2 separate regions of the Homo sapiens genome follow, and region 2 is linked to region 1. Evidence: chromatin loops called from intact Hi-C (ENCODE). Cell type or tissue: heart right ventricle. All regions are shown on one strand. Links, peaks and the distances in the headings refer to the core of each region. The heading gives the core; the rest is flanking DNA. Region 1 has its middle 14 kb from the start of DCAF12. Region 2 overlaps UBAP1 (ubiquitin associated protein 1).

Region 1 (12,766 bases), core at 2,191-10,190:
TTATGTAGACTACAGGAAAAGAAGGGTTAGAAGAAAGGGAAGGAAAACCGAGAGAGAAAAGTCCTGGTCTGCTGGTTCGTGCCTCTTGCGCCTGTAATCCTAGTGTTTTGGGAAGTCCAGGCGGGAGGATCCCTTGAAGCCAGGAGTTGTAGACCATCCTGGGCAATATACAGTGAGACCCTGTCTCTACAAAATTAAAAAATTAGCTGGGTGTGGTGGCATGTGCCTGTAGTCCCAGCTATTCCGGAGGCTGAAGTAGGAGGATTGTTTAGGCCCAGGAGGTCGAGGCTGCAGTAAGCTATAATTGTGCCACTGCACTCCAGCCTGGGCAACAGAGGGAGACCCTGCCTCAAAAAAAAAAAAAAAAAAAAAAGAGAGAGAGAGAGTTTGGTTTTCTAAGCAGGTTTTATTTTTTATTTTATTTATTTAGTTTTTTTGAGATGGAGAGTCCCTCTGTTGCCAGGCTGGAGTGCAGTGGCATGATCTCAGCTCACTGCAACCTCTGCCTCCAGGGTTCAAGCAATTCTCCTGCCTCAACCTCCTGAGTAGCTGGGACTACAGGCGCGCACCACCACGCCCAGCTAATTTTTGTATTTTTAGTAGAGATGGGGTTTCACCATTTTGGCCAGGATGGTCTCGATCTCTTGACCTTGTGATCCGCCCGCCTCAGCTTCCCAAAGTGCTGGAATTACAGGTATGAGCCCCCGCACCTGGCCAACAGGTTTTATATTCTTATTGCCTTTTTTTTCTTCCTGTTTTCATTAGTTAGGATATTGACCAGACAGAGACAAAAATATCAGTGGCTTCTTCAAGGTAGAAGTTCTGTTTTTCTCGGCTGGGCACGGTGGCTCATGCCTGTAATCCCAGCACTTTGGGAGGCCGAGGCGGGTGGATCACCTGAACTCAGGAGTTTGAGACCAGCCTGGCCAACATGGTGAAACCCTGTCTCTACTAAAAATACAAAAATTAGCCAGGTGTGGTGGCGGGTGCCTGTAATCCCAGCTACACAGAAGGCTGAGGCAGGAGAATCACTTGAACCCAGGAGGAGGAGGTTGCAGTGAGCCAAGATCGCACCATTGCACTCTAGCCTGGGCAACAAGACAGAAACTCCGTCTCAAAAAAAAAAAAAAAGTTCTGTTTTTCTCCCAGGTAAAAGTCTAAGCTGGCAGATTATACAGGGCCAGTCAGGGACTCTGTCACCCCAGGCCCTCTGGGACTCATTTCTTCCATCTCGTTGCTTTGCCATCCTCCATGGTGTTACACTTGTCACAGGGTCAGAGCTGACTCACCTCCCATACATCTTAAAGAGGGGAAAGCAAAGGACAAGCAGCTTCTTATTAAGGCATGATCTGAAAGTTGCCAACATCACTTTCCCTTTGGCCAGAGTATTGTCTCATGGTCATACCTAGATGCAAGAGAGAGCTGCAGCTGGCAAGCACTCAGCTAAACTCAGGGGGAGGGCCAGGAGCAGTGGCTCACGCTTGTAATTGCAGCACTTTGGGAGACCAAGACGGGTGGATCACTTGAGGTCAGGAGTGTGAATACAGCCTGGCCAACATGGTGAAACCCCGTCTCAACTAAAAACACAAAAATTAGCCGGGCGTGGTAGTGGGTGCCTGTAATCCCAGCTACTCAGGAGGCTGAGGCAGGAGAATCACTTGAACCCAGGAAGTAGAGGTTGCAGTGAGCCAAGATCGCGCCATTGCACTCCAGCCTGGGCAATAGAGTGAGACTCCATCTCAAAAAATTAAAAAAAAAAAAAATTCAGGGGGAATCCATTACTAACTAAAAGGTGGGGATATTGGGGAACAATTAGCAACCACTCTCCTTCACTCTTCTTTTTTTTTTTCTTGAGACAGAGACTTGCCTGTTGCCTAGGATGGAGTGCAGTGGCGAGATCCTAGCTCACTACAACCTTGACCTCCTTGGCTCAAGTGATCCTCCGACCTCAGCCTCCCAAATAGCTGCGACTACAGGCACCTGCCATTATGCCTGGCCCTTCTTCACCCTTCTAATCAAAGCTAGTTCTACCCATTTCTCTCTTAAAATCCTCTACACTCTTATTTGCTTATGTGACTTCTTTTTTTTTTTTTTTTTTTTTGAGATGGAGTCTCTCACTCTGTCACCCAGGCAGGAGTGCAGTGGCACGAGCTCGGCTCACTGCAACCTCCAGCTCCCAGGTTCAAGCCATTCTTCTGCCTCAGCCTCTCGTGTAGCTGGGATTATAGGTGCCCACCACTATGTCCAGCTAATTTTTGTATTTTTAGTAGAGAGGCAGTTTTGCCATGTTGGCCAAGCTGGCCTCAAAACTCCTGACCTCAGGTGATCCATCCGCCTCGGCCTCCCAAAGTGCTGGGATTACAGATGTGAGCCACAGCATTAGGCCTATGTGACTTCTTTTAAGGAGCCATTCTTGATCTTCTTCCTCTGCTGAGCTCCCACAGCTCTGTTCATACTCCTTATGGTCCTTAGACTATCAAGTGCTTTAGTTGGATGGGTTCCCTACTAGTCTATGAGCTCCTTAAGGACAGGGAGGAGGACCAGGTCACATCTCTGCCCACCCACCACACGTATCACACAGTAGGGCCTAAGAAATGATTGCTAAAGGAATGAATCTTTTTCACTTCTCTGACAATAAATTGGAAATATTAGAATGTTGGAAAGTTGAAAACTCCTAAGTACTGTATTTCAGTGTTCGTTTCTTTTTTTTTTTTTTTTTTTGAGACAGAGTCTTGCTCTGTCACCCAGGCTGGAGTGCAGTGGTGTGATCTTGGCTCACTGCAAGCTCTGCCTCACGGGTTCACGCCATTCTCCTGCCTCAGCCTCCCGAGTATCTGGGACTACAGGCGCCTGCCACCATGCCCGGCTAATTTTTTTTTTTGTATTTTTAGTAGAGATGGGGTTTCACCGTGCTAGCCAGGATGGTCTCGATCTCCTGACCTCGTAATCCGCCTGCCTCAGCCTCCCAAAGTGCTGGGATTACAGGCGTGAGCCACCGCGCCCGGCCCAGTGTTGGTTTCTTAAAAGCAAGGACCAACCGGGCACTGTGGCTCACGCCTGCAATCCTAGCACTTTGGTAGGCCGAGGCAGGTGGATTGACTGAACTCAGGAGTTCAAGACCACCCTGGGCAACATGGTGAAACCCTGTCTCTACTAAAATACAAAAAATTAGCTGGGCGTGGTGGTGGGGGCCTGTAGTCCCAGCTATTCAGGAGGCTGAGGCACAAGAATTGCTTGAGCTTGGGAGGCAGAGGTTGAGCCGAGATCACACCACTGCACTCTAGCATGGTCAACAGAGCGAGACTCAGCCTCCAAAAAAAAAAAAAAAAAAAAGCCAGAACCTTCTCTTACATAACCATATTTTTTTTTTACTGTGGTTTGCCAGATGTTTCCTTAAATGCCTGGAGAAAAGGAAATAAGGGAAGGAAAAAAGCAGTACAAAAGAAAAGAAAAATTTCCAGGTCTTTGCAGATTGGCTCTATGTTGAATCACTCCTTCTATGCTTAGCCATGCTGTTTGCAACTCTGTCTAAACCTCCACTTCTTGCTTGCACTGAGTCTAAAAATCAGGCAGAGGTGAAAACTCATGGTCTTCCCAGTTTTTCTCTAAGCATGTGTCCTTCTCTTGGCATGTGTGTGGCTTTCTAGATTCCCCTGTAAACATAGAAAACTTTCAAAGCTCTTATTCTCCCCCAAAATATCATTCTCTGGATTTTCCTCTCAGGCTTTCAACATGTCTGTTGTTTGATCTAGCTGTTTTTTTGATTGTTTGTTTTGCCCAGCCCATAGCAGTTCATTCATTTGTTCTTAATTGCTTTTAGGAAAAGTCTGTGTAGCTGCTCTATCCTAGCAGAGTTCCAAGTTAGTTACAACAAAGAGAAACCCTAGTTAGGTTCAAAAGACAAATCCTGGGCCGGCGCGGCGGCTCACACCTGTAATCCTAGTACTTTGGAAGGCCAAGGTGGGTGGATCACCTGAGGTCAAGAGTTTGAGACCAGCCTGGCCAACATGGTGAAACCCCCTCTCTACTAAAAATACAAAAATTATCTGGGCGTGGTGGCGGGCACCTGTAATTCCAGCTACTTGGGAGGCTGAGGCAGGAGAATGGCATGAACCCGGGAGGCAGAGGCTGCTATGAGCTGAGATCACACCATTGCACTCCAGCCTGGGTGAAAGAGCGAAACTCAGTCTCAAAAAAAAAAAAAAAAAAAAAAAAAAAAAAATCAAATCCTATTCCATAGGAACAAGGTCCACTCTGCTCTCTCTAGAACGAGGTATCTGAACAGGGAACACAAGCTGCTGGCTCTAAGATCACTGCTTCTCTAAGGAGGGGATGGGGCTAAGGTAAGCTAAAATACCACAAAAATCTTAGCTGCTTCAGTGGCCTTTCTCTTGGTTAAGCATTTGGTTGCTGTAAACTTTTCTTTTTCTTTTTTTTTTTTTTTTTGAGATGGAGTGTCACTCTGTCGCTCAGGCTGGAGTGCAGTGGCACAATCTTGGCTCACTGCAATCCCCTCCTTCCAGGTTCAAGCAATTCTCCTGCCCCAGCCTCCCAAGTAGCTGGGACTACAGGCGCACGCCACCACGCCCAGCTAATTTTTGTATTTTAAGTAGAGACAGCGTTTCACCATATTGGTCAGGCTGATCTTGAACTCCTGGTCTCAGGTGATCCACCCGCCTCAGTCTCCCAAAGTGCTGGGATTACAGGCATAAGCCATAGCACCCGGCCCGTTGCTGTAAACTTTTAACTGTCTCCTAGCATTCTGATAAGGTTGAATTCCAACAGGTTTTGCCAAGTTTTTCAGTGTTTCTGGGGAGAAATGGATCCCCTACTCTGCCATTTTCAATAATGCCACTTCTAACCTCCATGCCTTTTTATTATACTCAATTTCTATCTTTTTATGTTGTTCTCTCTTTTTTTTTTCTTTGAGGTGGAGTCTCCTCTGTCACCCAGGCTGGAGCGTAATGGTGTGATCTCGGGTCACTGCAACCTCCACCTCCCAGATTCAAGTGATTCTCCTGCCTCAGCCTCCTGAGCAGCTAGGATTACAGGCACCTGCCACCACACCAAGCTAATTTTTGTTTTTCGGTTTTTTTGAGATGGAGTCTCGCTCGGTTGCCTGGCCTGGAGTGCGGTGGTGCAATCTCGGCTCATTGCAGCATCCGCCTCCCCAGTTCAAGCTATTCTCCAGCCTTAGCCTCCTGAGTAGCTGGGATTACAGGCATGCGCCACTGTGTCTGGCTAATTTTTGTATTTTTTAGTAGAGATGGGGTTTCACCATGTTGTCCAGGCTGATCTCGAACTCCTGACCTCAGGTGATTCGCCCACCTCGGCCTCTCAAAGTGCTAGGATTACAAGCGTGAAACACTGTGCCTGGTCAATTTGTATGCTGTTCTCTAAGCCACTTCCTTAGAACCATCTTCTAATTCACTAACACTCTGTTTGTCTATGTCCATCTAAGATAATGTATATCTAGTTTATTGAGGGTTTATTACCAATAACTTACTTTTTTCATTTAGGAAATTATTTTCAGGATTTCTAATTGATTCATTTATTTTTAATTTTTAAAGTTTTCATTTTGAAATAATTTTAGATTTACAGAAGAGCTTCAGAGATAGCATAGCAAATTCTTGTTTATCCTCCACCCAGCTTTCCCTAATGTTAACAGTTACGTAATGTCTTGCATAACTGAGACATTTATCAAAAGTAAGAAACTAAACTTGATATAATACTATTAACTTTATTCAGATTTCCTTAATTTTTCTTTTTTCTTTTTTTCTGTTCAGAATCCAATCCAAGACACCATGTTGAATCTAGTTGTCAAGTCTCAAATCCGTGACTGTACTCAGTCTTTCATTGTCTCATGACCTTGGCATTTTTAAAGAGTACTGGGCAGGTTATTTTGTCTAATGTTCCTCAATTTAGGTTTTTATCTGATGTTTTCTGTTAAGCTAGGGTTATAGATTTTGGGGAAGAATGCTACAGAGGTAAAGTGCCCTTCTCATCACATCATATAAGGGGTTATAAGATATCAGTCTGACATTATTATTTAGGTTAACTTGATCACTTGGTTAAGGTGGTATCTCCATTGTGCAGTTGCTATTTTTCCCTTTCCAAATTCTATGCATTAGAAGTGAGTCACTGAGTCCAGGCAATACTGAATAAGAGAGAAATTGAGCTGTACTTCCCAGAGGGAGATGAATCAAAGAATATGTGTTCTTTCTTTCTTTATTTATTTAGAGACAGGGTCTCACTATATCTCCCAGGCTGTTCTCAAACCCCTGGCCTCAAATGATCCTCCTGTCTTGGCCTCCCACAGTGCTGGGATTATAGGCATGAGCCAATGCGCGAGATCTCTTTTTACGTTTATTCAATTTGTTATTCTTCCTTTATCCCTTTGAGGATCCAAGGCATACTTGTGTTGAAGCCTTTTATTTCTGTTGTTTTTTTCTTAGATTGAGAGTATCTGTGAAAAAGGTCTTTTAAAGATTGTTCTTTTCTTTGCATTTATCTATAGTGAATTACCCTCCTAATTATGGAGGATTTTACTTTGTTTGTTTTTTTGGTTGGTTTTTTTTTTTTTTTTTTTTTTGGTGTTGGTGTTGGGGAATTTGTCCTGTCTACAATTAATTTTAATAAGTTGAGGAAATTTATTTGCAGGTTCATCTTAGAGTGGGAAGTTTTGCAATTTCGTTCTGTTTTGTTTTGCTATAACCTTCTTTCTCACTGCTCTCACCATCCTTATCTAGGGTTTTTGTGAATTCAGTCATGGCCCTGTATGTTTGGCACAGATCCTGGTTTTGTGGCCATGTCTATGTTGGCCTGGTTCCTGGGTATGAGAGTTACAAAAGCTGCTGTCCCAGGCAGCAGAGGGCAGCAGCTTGTTTCAGCCTCTTTTTCTCACCTCAGCCCCTAGTTTTATGAACTAAAACAGATTCCAAGCCACTCTGACTGGAGCATTTTCCTCTATTAGATTACTTTTTTTACTTTGAAAAAAATTTTTTTTTTTTTTTGGAGAGTGGGTCTCACTCTGTTGCGCAGGCTGGAGTGCAGTGGTGCAATTGTAGCTCACTGCAACCTCCACCTCCCCAGGCTTAGGTGATTCTCCACCTCAGCCTCCCAAGTAGCTGGGACTACAGATGCACGCCACCATGCCCAGCTAATTTTCGTATTTTTTTGTATAAACAGGGTTTCATCATGTTGCTCAGACTAGTCTCGAACTCCTGGCCTCAAGTGATCCACCCATCTCTACCTCCCAAAGTGCTATGATTACAGGTGTGAACCACCATGCCCAGCCAAAAATGATGTTTTTAATAGATACAAAAATAAAATAGGTAAGTTCTCATAAAATTACTATATTTAAACAATAGGGGCCAGGCGCAGTGGCTCACACCTGTAATCCCAGCACTTTGGGAGGCTGAGGCAGGCGGATCTTTGAGGTCAGGAGTTCAAAACCAGCCTGGCCAACATGGTGAAATCCCATCTCTACTAAAAACACAAAAGAATAGCCAGGCAGGGTGATGGGCACCTGTAATCCCAACTACTTGGGAGGATGAGGCAGGAGAATTGCTTGAGCCCGGGAGGCGGAGGTTGCAGTGAGCCGAGATCGTGCCATTGCACTCCAGCCTGGACAACAGAGCAAGACTCTGTCTCAGAAAGCAAACAAACAAACAAACAAAAAACCAACAGGGAAAAATTTATGTCTGCAATTTTATTTCAATAAATAAGCACACAAGTAGGTGGTAAGAATACACACACAGAGAGGGAACATCACAATATTTATTGCATTTATTTCTTGGAAATGGTTTTTGATTGTTGTTTTGAGACAGGTCTCACTGCAAACTGCACATCCTGGGCTCTAAAAAACCTCTAACCTCAGCCCCACCCCCAATAGCTGGGACTACAAGTGCACACCACCACACCTGGCTAATTTTTTTTTTTTTTTTAGCGTGTAACCTTTTTTTTTTTTTTTTAATTTATTTATTTTTTATTGATCATTCTTGGGTGTTTCTCACAGAGGGGGATTTGGCAGGGTCACAGGACAATAGTGGAGGGAAGGTCAGCAGATAAACAAGTGAACAAAGGTCTCTGGTTTTCCTAGGCAGAGGACCCTGCGGCCTTCCGCAGTGTTTGTGTCCCTGGGTACTTGAGATTAGGGAATGGTGATGACTCTTAACGAGCATGCTGCCTTCAAGCATCTGTTTAACAAAGCACATCTTGCACCGCCCTTAATCCATTTAACCCTGAGTGGACACAGCACATGTTTCAGAGAGCACAGGGTTGGGGGTAAGGTCACAGATCAACAGGATCCCAAGGCAGAAGAATTTTTCTTAGTACAGAACAAAATGAAAAGTCTCCCATGTCTACCTCCTACTACACAAACACGGCAACCATCCGATTTCTCACTCTTTTCCCCACCTCTCCCCACTTTCTACTCCACAAAACCGCCATTGTCATCATGGCCCGTTCTCAATGAGCTGCCGGGCACACCTCCCAGACGGGGAGGTGGCCGGGCAGAGGGGCTCCTCACCTCCCAGTAGGGGCGGCCGGGCAGAGGCGCCCCCCACCTCCCGGACGGGGCGGCTGGCCGGGCGAGGGGCTGACCCCCCCACCTCCCTCCCGGACCGGGCGGCTAGCCGGGCAGAGGGGCTCCTCACTTCCCAGTAGGGGCAGCCGGGCAGAGGCGCCCCTCACCTCCCGGAAGGGGCGGCTGGCCGGGCAGGGGGCTGACCCCCCCGACCTCCCTCCCGGACGGGGCGGCTGGCTGGGTAGAGGGCTGACCCCCCCACCTCCCTCCCGGACGGGGCGGCCGGCCGGGCGGGGGGGCTGACCCCCCCACCTCCCTCCCGGACGGGGCGGCCGGCCGGACGGGGGCTGACCCCCCCACCTCCCTCCCGGACCGGGCGGCTGGCCGGGCAGAGGGGCTCCTCACTTCCCAGTAGGGGCGGCCGGGCAGAGGCGCCCCTCACCTCCCGGACGGGGCGGCTGGCCGGGCGGGGGGCTGACCCCCCCACCTCCCTCCTGGACGGGGCGGCTGGCCTGGCGGTGGGTGACCCCCACCTCCTTCCTGGACGGGGTGGCTGCCGGGCGGTGACGCTCCTCACTTCTCAGAGGGCGCGGCTTCCGGGCGGAGGGGCTCCTCACTTCTCAGACGGGGCGGCCGGGCAGAGATGCTCCTCACCTCCCAGACGGGGCGGCGGGGCAGAGGCGCTCCCCACATCTCAGACGATGGGCGGCCTGGCAGAGACGCTCCTCACTTCCTAGATGGGATGGCGGCCGGGAAGAGGCGCTCCTCACTTCCTAGATGGGATGGTGGCCGGGAAGAGGTGCTCCTCACTTCCTAGATGGGATGGCGGCCGGGCAGAGACGCTCCTCACTTTCCAGACTGGGCAGCCAGGCAGAGGGGCTCCTCACGTCCCAGATGATGGGCGGCCAGGCAGAGACGCTCCTCACTTCCCAGACGGGGTGGCGGCAGGGCAGAGGCTGCAATCTCGGCACTTTGGGAGGCCAAGGCAGGCGGCTGGGAGGTGGAGGCTGTAGCGAGCTGAGATCACGCCACTGCACTCCAGCCTGGGCAACATTGAGCACTGAGTGAACCAGACTCCGTCTGCAATCCCGGCACCTCGGGAGGCCGAGGCTGGCGGATCACTCGCGGTCAGGAGCTGGAGACCAGCCCGGCCAACACAGCGAAACCCCGTCTCCACCAAAAAAATACGAAAACCAGTCAGGCGTGGCGGCGCGTGCCTGCAATCGCAGGCACTCGGCAAGCCGAGGCAGGAGAATCAGGCAGGGAGGCTGCAGTGAGCGGAGATAGCAGCAGCACAGTCCAGCCTCGGCTCGGCATCAGAGGGAGACCGTGGAAAGAGAGGGAGAGGGAGACCGTGGGGAGAGGGGGAGGGGGAGGGAGAGGGCAGCGTGTAACCTTTGTAACTTCACTTCAGCCTCCACACCTGGCTAATTTTTGTATTTTTTTGTAGTAACAGGGTTTCACCATGTTGCCTGGGCTGGCTGTAAACTCCCAGCCTCAAGTGATCTGCCTGCCTCGGCCTCCCAAAGTGCTGGGATTACAGGCATGAGCCACCACCAGCCGGTAATGGTCTTTAAAGACATTTCTGGACATTTGTGATCAGAGGAAAAACGTTGCCTAATTATCTAATAATTTTTTTAAAATATTTGTTCCATTTTGCAAGCCATTTTATTTTCCTATCATTAGTTGATACCTATGTGTTTGTTTTTATGCCAAGATTGTGTTGTATTTGACTCAAAAAATATGACTGATGGAAGACTCCTCAACAAAATTGGTAGGTAATATTTGTGTACAATTTTTATATTTATATATACCCACATTAGTCATTTCAGAAATGTATGAAGGCGGTAGGAAGATAGCATGAGTAGGATGAGGTACATTGTTTTTCTTCCAATTAGCTATTTCTCTCTTATTTTTTATTTTTGTTTTACTTTATTTTATTTGAGATGGAGTCTCGCTCTGTTGCCCAGGCTGGAGTGCAGTGGCATGATCTCGGCTCACTGCAACCTCTACCTCCTGGGTTCAAGCGATTATCCTGCCTCAGCCTCCCTAGTAGCTGGGATTATAGGCACCTCCACCACACCCAGCTAGTTTTTGTATTTTTAGTAGAGACGGAGTTTCACCATGTTGGCCAGGCTGGTCTCAAACTCATGACCTCAAGTGATCCACCTGCCTCAGTCTCCCAAAGTGCTGGATTTACAGCCACCTTGTCCAGCCAATTTTTTAAAAATAAATTTCTTGGCCAGGCGCAGTGGCTCACACCTGTAATCCCAGCACTTTGGGAGGCTGAGATGGGTGGATCGCTTGAGGTCAGGAGTTCGAGACCAGCCTGGCCAACATGGTGAAACTCCGTCTCTACCAAAAATACAAAAACTAGCTGGGCTTGGTGGTGGACGCCTGTAATCCCAGCTACTTGGGAGGCTGAGGCAGGAGAATCGCTTGAAGCTGAGAGGTGGAGGTTGCAGTGAGCTGAGATCACACCATTGCACTCCAGCTGGGTGACAAGAGTGAGACTCCATCTCAAAAAATAAATAAATAAATAAATAAATAAATTACTTGATCTTATTAAGTAGAAAAGTTTTGTCTCTTCCTTTATTTTCTTATTTTATTAAGGTTACAGATAAAAGTAAGACTGTTTAACAGGCAGGAGCAACAGAAAACAAGGACTCTTGAAACTTTACAAACTCTATGATCAATTAATGAATGATTGGAAATTGTCTGTACTGAGAATGATGGCTCGCACCTGTAGTCCCAAGTACTCTGGAGGCTGAGGCAGAAGGATCCCTTGAGTTGTGAGTCCAGCCTGGACAACATAGTGAGACCCTGTCTCTAAAAAAATAAATGAAACAGAAATTGTCTGTACTGTACTTAACACAAATTCTACCAACGTATGCCAAATTATGCATAACATATAGAAATAGAATTTCTGCTGTCAAAGTAGTAGATGTTCTGGATAAAACATTTCAGGTTCTGAATAAAGAAAAAACATGAGAGTACAAGGGAAATGCTAAAATAAATACCACTTGAGACTTCAACTGGACCCAGATATTTAATGTGGTAGTGCTGAAAATTATGGGCCTAGCATGGTGACTCACGCCTGTAATCCCAGCACTTAGGGAGGCCGAAGCATGTAAAGCACTTTAGCTCAGGAGTTCAAGACCAGCCTGTGTAACATGGTGAAACCCCATCTCTACAAAAAATACAAAAATTAGGCGGGCATGGTGGCCTGCACCTGTAGTCCCAGCTACTTAGGAAGCTGAGGTGGGAGGATGGCTTGAGCCCAAGAGGCAAAGGTTGCAGTGAGCTGAGATCATACCACTACACTCCAGCTTGGGCCACAGACCCTGCTCTCAAAAAAAAAAAAAAAAAAGATCCCCCGTCCCAGGCCCGCCGGACCCGCGCTAGCAGCGTGGCAGCAGCGTGGCAGCAGCGCGGCAGCGGCGGCGGCGGCGGCGGGCGGTCCAGCGGGTGTTTCTCTCGGGTCGCAGGGTCTCCCAGCAGCGTGGTGGACTACCTGATCAGCGGTGGTACCGGCTACATGCCCGAGGACGGGCTCATCGCGCAGCAGCTCTTCGCCAGCGCCTAAGGCCTCACCTAGGACGCCTTCCTGATTCTCCCAGGACTCATAGACTTCATAGCTGAGGTGGACCTTACCTCAGCCCTGACCCGGAAGATCACGCTGAAGACACCGCTGATCTCCTCCCCCATGGACACTGTGACAGAGGCTGACGTGGCCATCGCGATGGCTCTGATGGGAGATACTGGTTTCATTCACCACAACTGCACCCCAGAGCTCCAGGCCAAGGAGCTACGGAAGGTCAAGAAGTTTGAACAGGGCTTCATCACGGACCCCACGGTGCTGAGCCCCTCCCACACTGTAGGTGATGTGCTGGAGGCCAAGATGCGGCATGGCTTCTCTGGCATCCCCATCACTGAGACGGGCACCATGGGCAGCAAGCTGGTGGGCATCGTCACCTCCCGAGACATCAACTTTCTTGCTGAGAAGGACCACACCACCCTCCTCAGTGAGGTGATGACGCCAAGGCTCGAGCTGGTGGTAGCTCCAGCATGTGTGACGTTGAAAGAGGCAAATGAGATCCTGCAGCGTAGCAAGAAAGGGAAGCTGCCTATCATCAATGATCGCAATGAGCTGGTGGCCATTATCACCGGCAGCGACCTGAAGAAGAACCAAGACTACCCTCTGGCCTCCAAGGATTCCCAACAAGCAGCTGCTGTGCG
Region 2 (8,000 bases), core at 1-8,000, 58 kb before region 1:
TACGGGGACGGGGACACACACACACACACACACACACACACACACACACACACACACACACACACACGTTTCTGTCTACAGCTTCTGGCCCATAACTCCCATAGCCCTTGCTGGAGTCTTCTGTTATAATGCTAGGTATGTCAGGCCTCAGAAAACAGAATCTCTCAAATCTTTTCCCACCCTCCCTTCAACTGTCCTAAGGTAGAACTCTATCTCTCCCAATACCCCTTTCTCATTGTGAGTCTTAAGCCCCTCTCACAGGCAGGGCAGGGTGGCTCACTCCTACAATCCCAGCATTTTGGGAGGCTGAGGCGGGAGGATCACTTGAGGTCAGGAGTTTGAGACCAGCCTTACCAACATGGTAAAACCCCATCTCTACTAAAAATACAAAAATTAGCCGGGCGTGGTGGTGCATGCCTGTAATCCCAGCTACTCGGAGGTGGAGGTTGCAGTGACCCAAGATGGTGCCACTGCACTCCAGCTGGGCAACAGAGTGAAAGCGTGTCTCAAAAGAAAAAGACGGAGACTCCCACTCTGTACTCTGGGAGAAGGAATGCTAACATCATGAAGCTTCCATAAAAACTCAAGAGGACTGGATTTGGAGAGCTTCTGGCTAGCTGAACACCTGGACGGAGGTTCGTGGATGGTGACACCCCAGGGAGGATATGGAAAGTCAGTGCACCTTCCCCCCTACCTTGCCAGACAAATCTCTTCATCTGTATACTTTGCAATCGCCTTTAGAATAAACCAGTAAACATAAAAGAGTTTCTCTGAGTTCTGTGAAACACTCTGGCAAATTAAACCTAAAGAGAGGACCGAGGGAACCCTGACATGAGTGAAGCTGGTGGTCAGAAGCACTTGAGGCCCAGACTTGTGACTGATGAGTGCTAGGGGGCAATCTTGGAGACTGCGCATTCAACCAGTGGGATCTGACACTATCTCCAGGTAGACAGTGTCGGCATTGAACTGGAGAACACCCAACTGGTGGCAGCTGCTTGGTGTGTGGGGAAAACTGCCCACACATTTGGCCACAGAATTCTTTTTCTGTGTTGATAATTGCTGTGGTGGTGTGTGAGTAGAAAAAAATAAGAGTTTTTACAAAGCAGGATTAATCTACATTTTTGTTGTTGCTGTTGTTGTTGTTGCTGTTGTGACAGTCTCAGTCTGCCACCCAGGCTGGACTGCAGTGGCACGATCTCAGCTCACTGCAACCTCTGCCTCTGGGGTTCAAGTGATTCTCCTGCCTCAGTATCCCAAGTAGCTGGGATTATAGGCACACACCACCACACTCGTTAATTTTTGTATTTTTAGTAGAGTTGGGGTTTCACCATGTTGGCCAGACTGGTCTCGAACTTCCTGACTTCAGGTGATCTGGCCACCTCACCCTCCCAAAGTGCTAGGATTACAGGCATGAGTCATGCCCAGCCAAATCTACTTTTATGAGTTTGGAACTTTCTAAAATAAAGAACTAAAACAAGGCTGGGTGCCATGGCTCACACCTGTAATCCCAGCACTTTGGGAGGCCAAGGCTGGTGGATCACCTGAGGTCAGGAGTTCCAGACCAGCCTGACCAACATGGAGAAACCACGTCTCCACTAAAACTACAAAAAATTAGGCAGGCATGGTGGCGCATGCCTGTAATCCCAGCTACTCACTCGGGAGGCTGAGGCAGGAGAATCACTTGAACCCGGGAGGCGGAGATTGCGGTGAGCCAAGATCACGCCATCACACTCCAGCCTGGGCAACAAGAGCGAAACTCCATCTCAAAAAAAAATAAAATCACTTAAGCCTATATACAGTTTAACATTTTTATAAAGCTCACAATTAAGCAAAAATAAACAATATATTATTTAGGAATATATATCATGTGGTTTATAAAAGGAAGGAAATGATAAACCCAAAATTCGGGAGAACAGCTAACTCTGTGGAGTAGTAAAAGGATAGGATAGGACAGAAACAGACAAATAAATAAATAGTAATGTATTGGTAATGCTCTAGTTTTCAAGACAACTAATAAGCTTGCAAATGTTTATTATTATGCCTCATAACTTAGATGTTTTACATTCATATTTTTTCTGTATGTTAAACATCATACAATGAAAAATTCTAAAGCATATAGCTCTAAATGCTACAAATTCTGTTTAGCAAAAATTAAAAGTTTAGATCAGGTTGGCAAACTAAACATCTATCCATCCTAATCATAATCTCTTAAAAAATAAAACCGTAATAGCACTAACAAACCCCCTCCTAAAAGGGTGGCTCCTAAAAGTTATCAAGATACCACAAATGAAGTCTTTACAAAGGAATGAAGATCAGACTGACAGAGAAACAAGCCCTATTCTCTGGAGAAATGACAGATTCTAAGGCCAAGGCCAATCTGAAAGAGCTCTCAATGGCCAAAGATAAAACAACTTGAGCAACAAAATAAATCAATGTGGGACTTTAATCCAAAATATAAACTAAATACTCAAGTCCATACTGATTTCATATAACTGAGACAGGTACTTTACCTCAGGTATTTTTCCAAAAATCCACAAGCCCAGTCTAATTACGAGGAAAACAGCAGACAAAACCAAATTGAGGACCTGACCAGTTTTCCCCAAAGCTGTCAAATTACTGGGAGCGGGGGGAAGGACTAAGAAACTATCACAGACCAGAAGAAACTAAGAAAGTATAACAACTAAACACAATTTAGTTATCCTAGATTGGATCCTGAAATAGAAAAAAAAAAATTGTAGAAAACCTGGGTTGGGTGCAGTGGTTCACACCTGTAATCTCAGTACTTTGCAAGGCCGAGGCAGAAGGATCGGATCTCTTAAGCCCAGGAGTTCCAGACCAGCCTGGGCAACATGGTGAAACCCAGTCTCTACAAAAAAAAAAAAAAAAAAATCAGCCAGGCATGGTGGCACGTGCCTGTAGTCCCAGCTACTAGGGAGGCTGAGGCAGGAGGATCACCTGAGCCAGGGGTAGTCAAGGTTGCAGTAGGACATGATCATGCCACTGTACTCCAGCCTGGGGAGACACAATGAGACCCTGTCTCAAAAAAAGAGAGAGAAAAAAAAAAGAAGAAGAAAGAAAAACAGGGGAAATCTAAATACAGTCCAGAGTTTAGTTGATACTAACGTACCAAGGTAGGTTTTTCAGTTTTGACAAATGTATCATGGTAATGTAAGATGGTTAACATTAGGGAAAACTGAGTTAGGGATAGCCAGGAACTCTCTGTACTCTCTGTACTATCTCTACAAATGTTCTGTAAATCTAAAATTATTCCAAAATAGAAATAGTGTCTCAAAAAAATTAAAATTAAAAATAAATAATAGGCTGGGCGCGGTGGCTCATGCCTGTAATCCCAGCACTTTGGGAGGCCAAGGCGGGGGGATCACAAGGTCAGGGGTTCGAGACCATCCTGGCTAATACGGTGAAACCCCATCTCTACTAAAAATACAAAATATTAGCTGGGCGTGGTGGTGTGCCCCTGTAGTCCCAGCTACTCGGGAGGCTGAGGCAGGAGAACTGCTTGAACCCGGGAGGCAGAGGTTGCAGTGAGCCGAAATCGCATCACTGCACTCCAGCCTGCGCGACAGAGCGAGGCTCCGTCTCAAAAAAATAAATAAATAATAAAAAAGAGTCCAAGAACATGATGGTGGAATAGGAGGTCCAGGTTCTAGTCACTATCACAGAAATGTCAATTAGTAATTATCCACAGACAAGAACACCTTTGTGAAAATTCCAGAGCCTAGGGCTTAAGCACTCCCTTGGAGCACAAATACCAAAAGCCCCATTAGACGGGTAAGAGTGGCTTGACTTTTTGACTGCATCGCCCCTCACCAGGCCCACATGGGGCCAGAGAGTGATCCCCTGGGCCTATAGTTTCTGCAGTGGGAAAAAGAAAGCCCAAGGCAGACATTCAGCTTCCCCAACTTTCCCAGCTTTCCAGGGTGCTTTCCAGGAGATCCATGTCTGTCTTGCCTCATAGGGAAGAAATGGGAGGGCTAGACCACTGGAGTCAGCTAGGAACAAAGAAGGGGGTGGGGCTCACAGCAAACAGTATGCAAATCATGACAATGAGACCACATCCCTGCCAGTGGCCTCACCCAACCAGAGAGCCCAACCACCAGCTCTGCCCATCTGCGGCATGTCTATCCAACAAGCACAGTCAACATTCTGCCTGGCTTGGGTCCTGTGCCAGTGATCCAGTCTGACCTCAGCTGAGCATAGCCTATGGCCTCACCTAATAGTATAGCTGAAACTCCAACTCCACAGGACCAACCAGGCAACCTGCCTGCCCAACCAGGCAGCCCGGCCACAGAACCCGTCTAACCTTGGAGCAGGGCCAGCAGCCCCATCCAGGCAAAAAAATCAGCCAATGCCCCCATTCAACAGCTAAACTTAACATACAACCCCACCTGATTGCAGAATGCAGCCTATAGTCCTACCCATCTATGGTGCATACCCTGTAGCCTCACCTGACCGGGGAAATTCCAGAGTACAGCCTGCAGCCCTCCCAAGTCACAGAGCAGCCTGGCCTAAACATGGAGCCCAGCCAGCTGCCCCTCCTAACCTCAGAGCCCAGCCAACAGACCTGCACTGGCCTCAGACCCCAGAGAACAAGCCCCACCTAACCTCAGAGTATGGGCAGCTACCAAGTTCAACAAGAGATTCCAGCAGCACGCCCTGCTTGCCCACAGATACTACCAGCTGACCCATCCAGAACCCCAGGTTAGGCTGACTGGTGAAGGTCTTTCCTCACAGAAATGAATTGGTAAAGACTAAAAGAAGTGACTACTTCCTCAAATGCACAGAAACCAACACAAGGACAAAAAGATCATTAAGAATCAAGGAGGCCAAGTGTAGTGGCTCACGCCTGTAATCCTAGCACTTCAGGAGGCTGAGGCAGGTGGATCACCTGAGGTCAGGAGTTCAAGACAAGCCTGGCCAACATGGTGAAACCCCATCTCTACTAAAACTACAAAAATTAGCCAGGCATGGTAGCACATGCTTGTAACCCCAGCTACTGGGGAGGCTGAGGCAGGACAATCACTTGAACCCAGGAGGCAGAGGCTACAGTGAGCTGAGATCGTGCCACTGCACTCCAGCCTAGATGACAGAGCAAAAATCTGTCTCAAAAGAAAAAAAAAGAACCAAGGAAACATGATACCACAAAAGAAAACTAATAAAATGCCAAAAAACAACCCTAAAGAAATGGAGATCTATAGAACTGACTGACAAAGAATTCAGAATAATCCTCTTGGCCAGGTGCAGTGGCTCTCACTTGTAATCCCAGCACTTTGGGAGGCCAAGGCGGGCAGATTGCTTGAGCCCCGGCTGTTTGAGACTAGCACAACATAGTGAAACCCGTCTCTATAAAAGAAAAAAAAAATTTTAATAAAAATTTTTACAAAATAATAAATAAATAAATAATCCTATTAAAGAAGGTCCGTGAACTATAATAAAACACAAATAACTGGCCGGGCACAGTGGCTCACATCTGTAATTCCAGCACTTTGGGAGGCCAAGGCAAGCGGATCACAAGGTCAAGAGTTCAACGCCAGCCTGGCCAACATAGTGAAACCCCGTCTCTACTAAAAATACAAAAATTAGCCGGGTGTGGTGGCACACGCCTGTAGTCTCAGCTATTCGGGAGGCTGAGGCGGGAGAATCACTTGAACCCAGGAGGTGGAGGTTGCAGTGAGCCAAGATTGTGTCACTGCACTCCAGCCTGGGTTACAGAGTGAGACTCCATCTCAATTAAAAACACACACACACACACACACACACACACACACACACACAAATAACAATATTAGAAAGACAATACATGAACAAAATGAAAACAAAGAAACAAATAATAAAAAGCAAATCTTAGAGCGGAAGAATATAATGACTGAACCAAATAATTCAATAGAGAATTTCAACAGCAGACTCAATCAAGCTGAAGAATCAGTGAAGCTAGGCATGGTGGCTCACGCTTGTAATCCCGGTGCTTTGGGAGGCTGAGACAGGAGGATCACTTGAGGCCAAAAGTTCAGGATCAGCCAGGGCAACATAGTGAGACCGTGTCTATATTAAAAAAAATTATTTAGGCTGGGCGCCGTGGCCGTAATCCCAGCACTTTGGGAGGCCGAGTAGGGCAGATCACCTGAGGTCAGGAGTTCGAGACCAGCCTGGTCAACACAGCGAAACCCCATCTCTACTAAAAATACAAAAAATTAGCCGGGCGTGGTGATGCATACCTGTAATCCCAGCTACTCGGGAGGCTGAGGCAGGAGAATCGCTTGAACCCAGGAGGCAGAGGTTGCAGTGAGCCGAGATCACGCCATTGCACTCCAGCCTGGGCAATAAGAGTGAAATTCCGTCTCCAAAAAAAAAAAAAAATTGTTTTTAATTAGCCAAGCTTAGTGGCACACACCTGTGGTCCCAGCTACTCAAGAGGCTGAGGTAGGAGGATAAACTTCAGCCCGAAAGGTCGAGGCTGCAGTGAGCCATGACCACACCACTGCACTCCAGCCTAGGAGTCAGAGCAAGACCTGGTCTCAAATAAATAAATAAATAAATAAAAAGCCAGCAGCTTTTTATAGAAACTTGGCAAGCTAATTTTAAAAATCATATGGAGCCAGACATGGTAGCGTGTTTGTGTAGTTGCAGCTACTCAGGAGACTGAGGTAGGAGGATCACTTGAGCCCAAAAGTTGGAGGCCAGCCTAGGCAACATAGTGAGACTCTATCTCAAAAAAAAAAAAAAAAAAAAAAAAAAAAAAAAAAAAACCAAAAAATTTGTATAGAAATCCAAAGGACTGGCCGGACGTGGTGGCTCATGCCTGTAATCCCAGCACTTTGGGAAGCCGAGGCAGGTGGATCACCTGAGGTCAGGAGTTCGAGACCAGCCTGACCAACATGGAGAAACCCCGTCTCTACTAAAAATACAAAATTAGCCGGGCATAGTGGCACATGTCTGTAATCCCAGCTACTCGGGAGGCTGAGGCAGGAGAATCGCTTGAACCTGGGAGGCGGAGGTTGCGGTGAGCCGAGATCGCGCCATTGCACTCCAGCCTGGGCAACAAGAGTGAAACTCCGTCTCAGAAAAAAAAAAAAAAGAAAAATCCAAAGGCTCTACAGTCGTAACAACTTTGGGAAACTTTCTTTTCTGGTTTCAAAATTTATTATAAAGCTACAATTATCAAGATAGTGTGATACTGGCATAAAGATAGACAAACAGATCAATAGAATAGAACAGGTCCAAATATAGACATGGACAAAATATTTTAGAAAGGGTAATCTTTTCAACAAAAAGTGCTAAAATAGATATCTATGTGCAAACAAAAAAAATCTTCCATCCATATGACGTCATATATAATTAATTCAAAATGAATCATAGACAAAAAAGTCAAACCTGAAAGTATAAAACTTCAAGAAGAGAACATCTTTCTGACCTTAGATTAAGCAAAAATTCTTAGATATAACACCAAAAGCACAAACCATAAAGGAAAAACTAAAGGGGACTTCAATGAAATCAAAAACTTCTTATAAGACACTGTTAGAGAAAAAAAAAAAAACTTACCTGAATGTATGAAATACATTTAAAAAATCTCTGTTCTCAAATGACAAAAGAAAAAAATCCGTGTATGTGTAAGCACAGAAAAAAAGATAAAAACAATACACAGGGATGAATAAAGTGAGTTTGAGCAAGAATTGTCAGGGGTCAAGTCTCAGTTCTGCAACTTACTAGGTTACGTATCCCTTGTACAAGTTAACATTTGAGTTTTAATCAATCAAATGGGAATAACAGGCTGGTCCAATGGTAGTGGCTCATCAGAACTTATTCAAAGCAGTGTTACTAAAGTTGGTATACAACCCCCCACTGCTAAATTTGACTGGCTGAAAAAAGAAAAATAAAATAGAGATAATAGTAACTATCTCATAAAGTTATTGTAAGGATCAAATGAGATAATGCATACAAAGTGCTTAGAACAATCTGAACACATGGCATAATGTTTTCAATAA

The links. A loop is a pair of places that touch in the nucleus more often than their neighbours do. Peaks named below come from ENCODE experiments on the same cell type or tissue, not always from the same donor. Only the 100,000 strongest peaks of a DNase experiment are listed, where the experiment ranks them.
Region 2: a loop joins it to region 1, with 4 times the contacts of the local background. A loop is called at or near these places in 3 of 110 quality-filtered maps.

The regions. Positions count from the first base shown.
Region 1 is chr9:34,133,960-34,146,725 of GRCh38, reverse strand. It overlaps the pseudogene IMPDH1P1. Among named protein-coding and RNA genes, the nearest start is that of DCAF12, 14 kb to the right of the region's middle. RefSeq lists a silencer at 2,986-3,177. In heart right ventricle, for the core only: a CTCF peak has its summit at 6,894 (motif pointing right); a DNase peak (open chromatin) is centred at 6,835; H3K27ac peaks cover 1,169 bases.
Region 2 is chr9:34,194,692-34,202,691 of GRCh38, reverse strand. The region is part of intron 1 of UBAP1 (ubiquitin associated protein 1); the gene reads right to left. Among named protein-coding and RNA genes, the nearest start is that of UBAP1, 20 kb to the right of the region's middle. RefSeq lists an enhancer at 4,098-5,048. In heart right ventricle, for the core only: no CTCF peak of the experiment used is centred there; DNase peaks (open chromatin) are centred at 3,551 and 4,251; H3K27ac peaks cover 1,684 bases.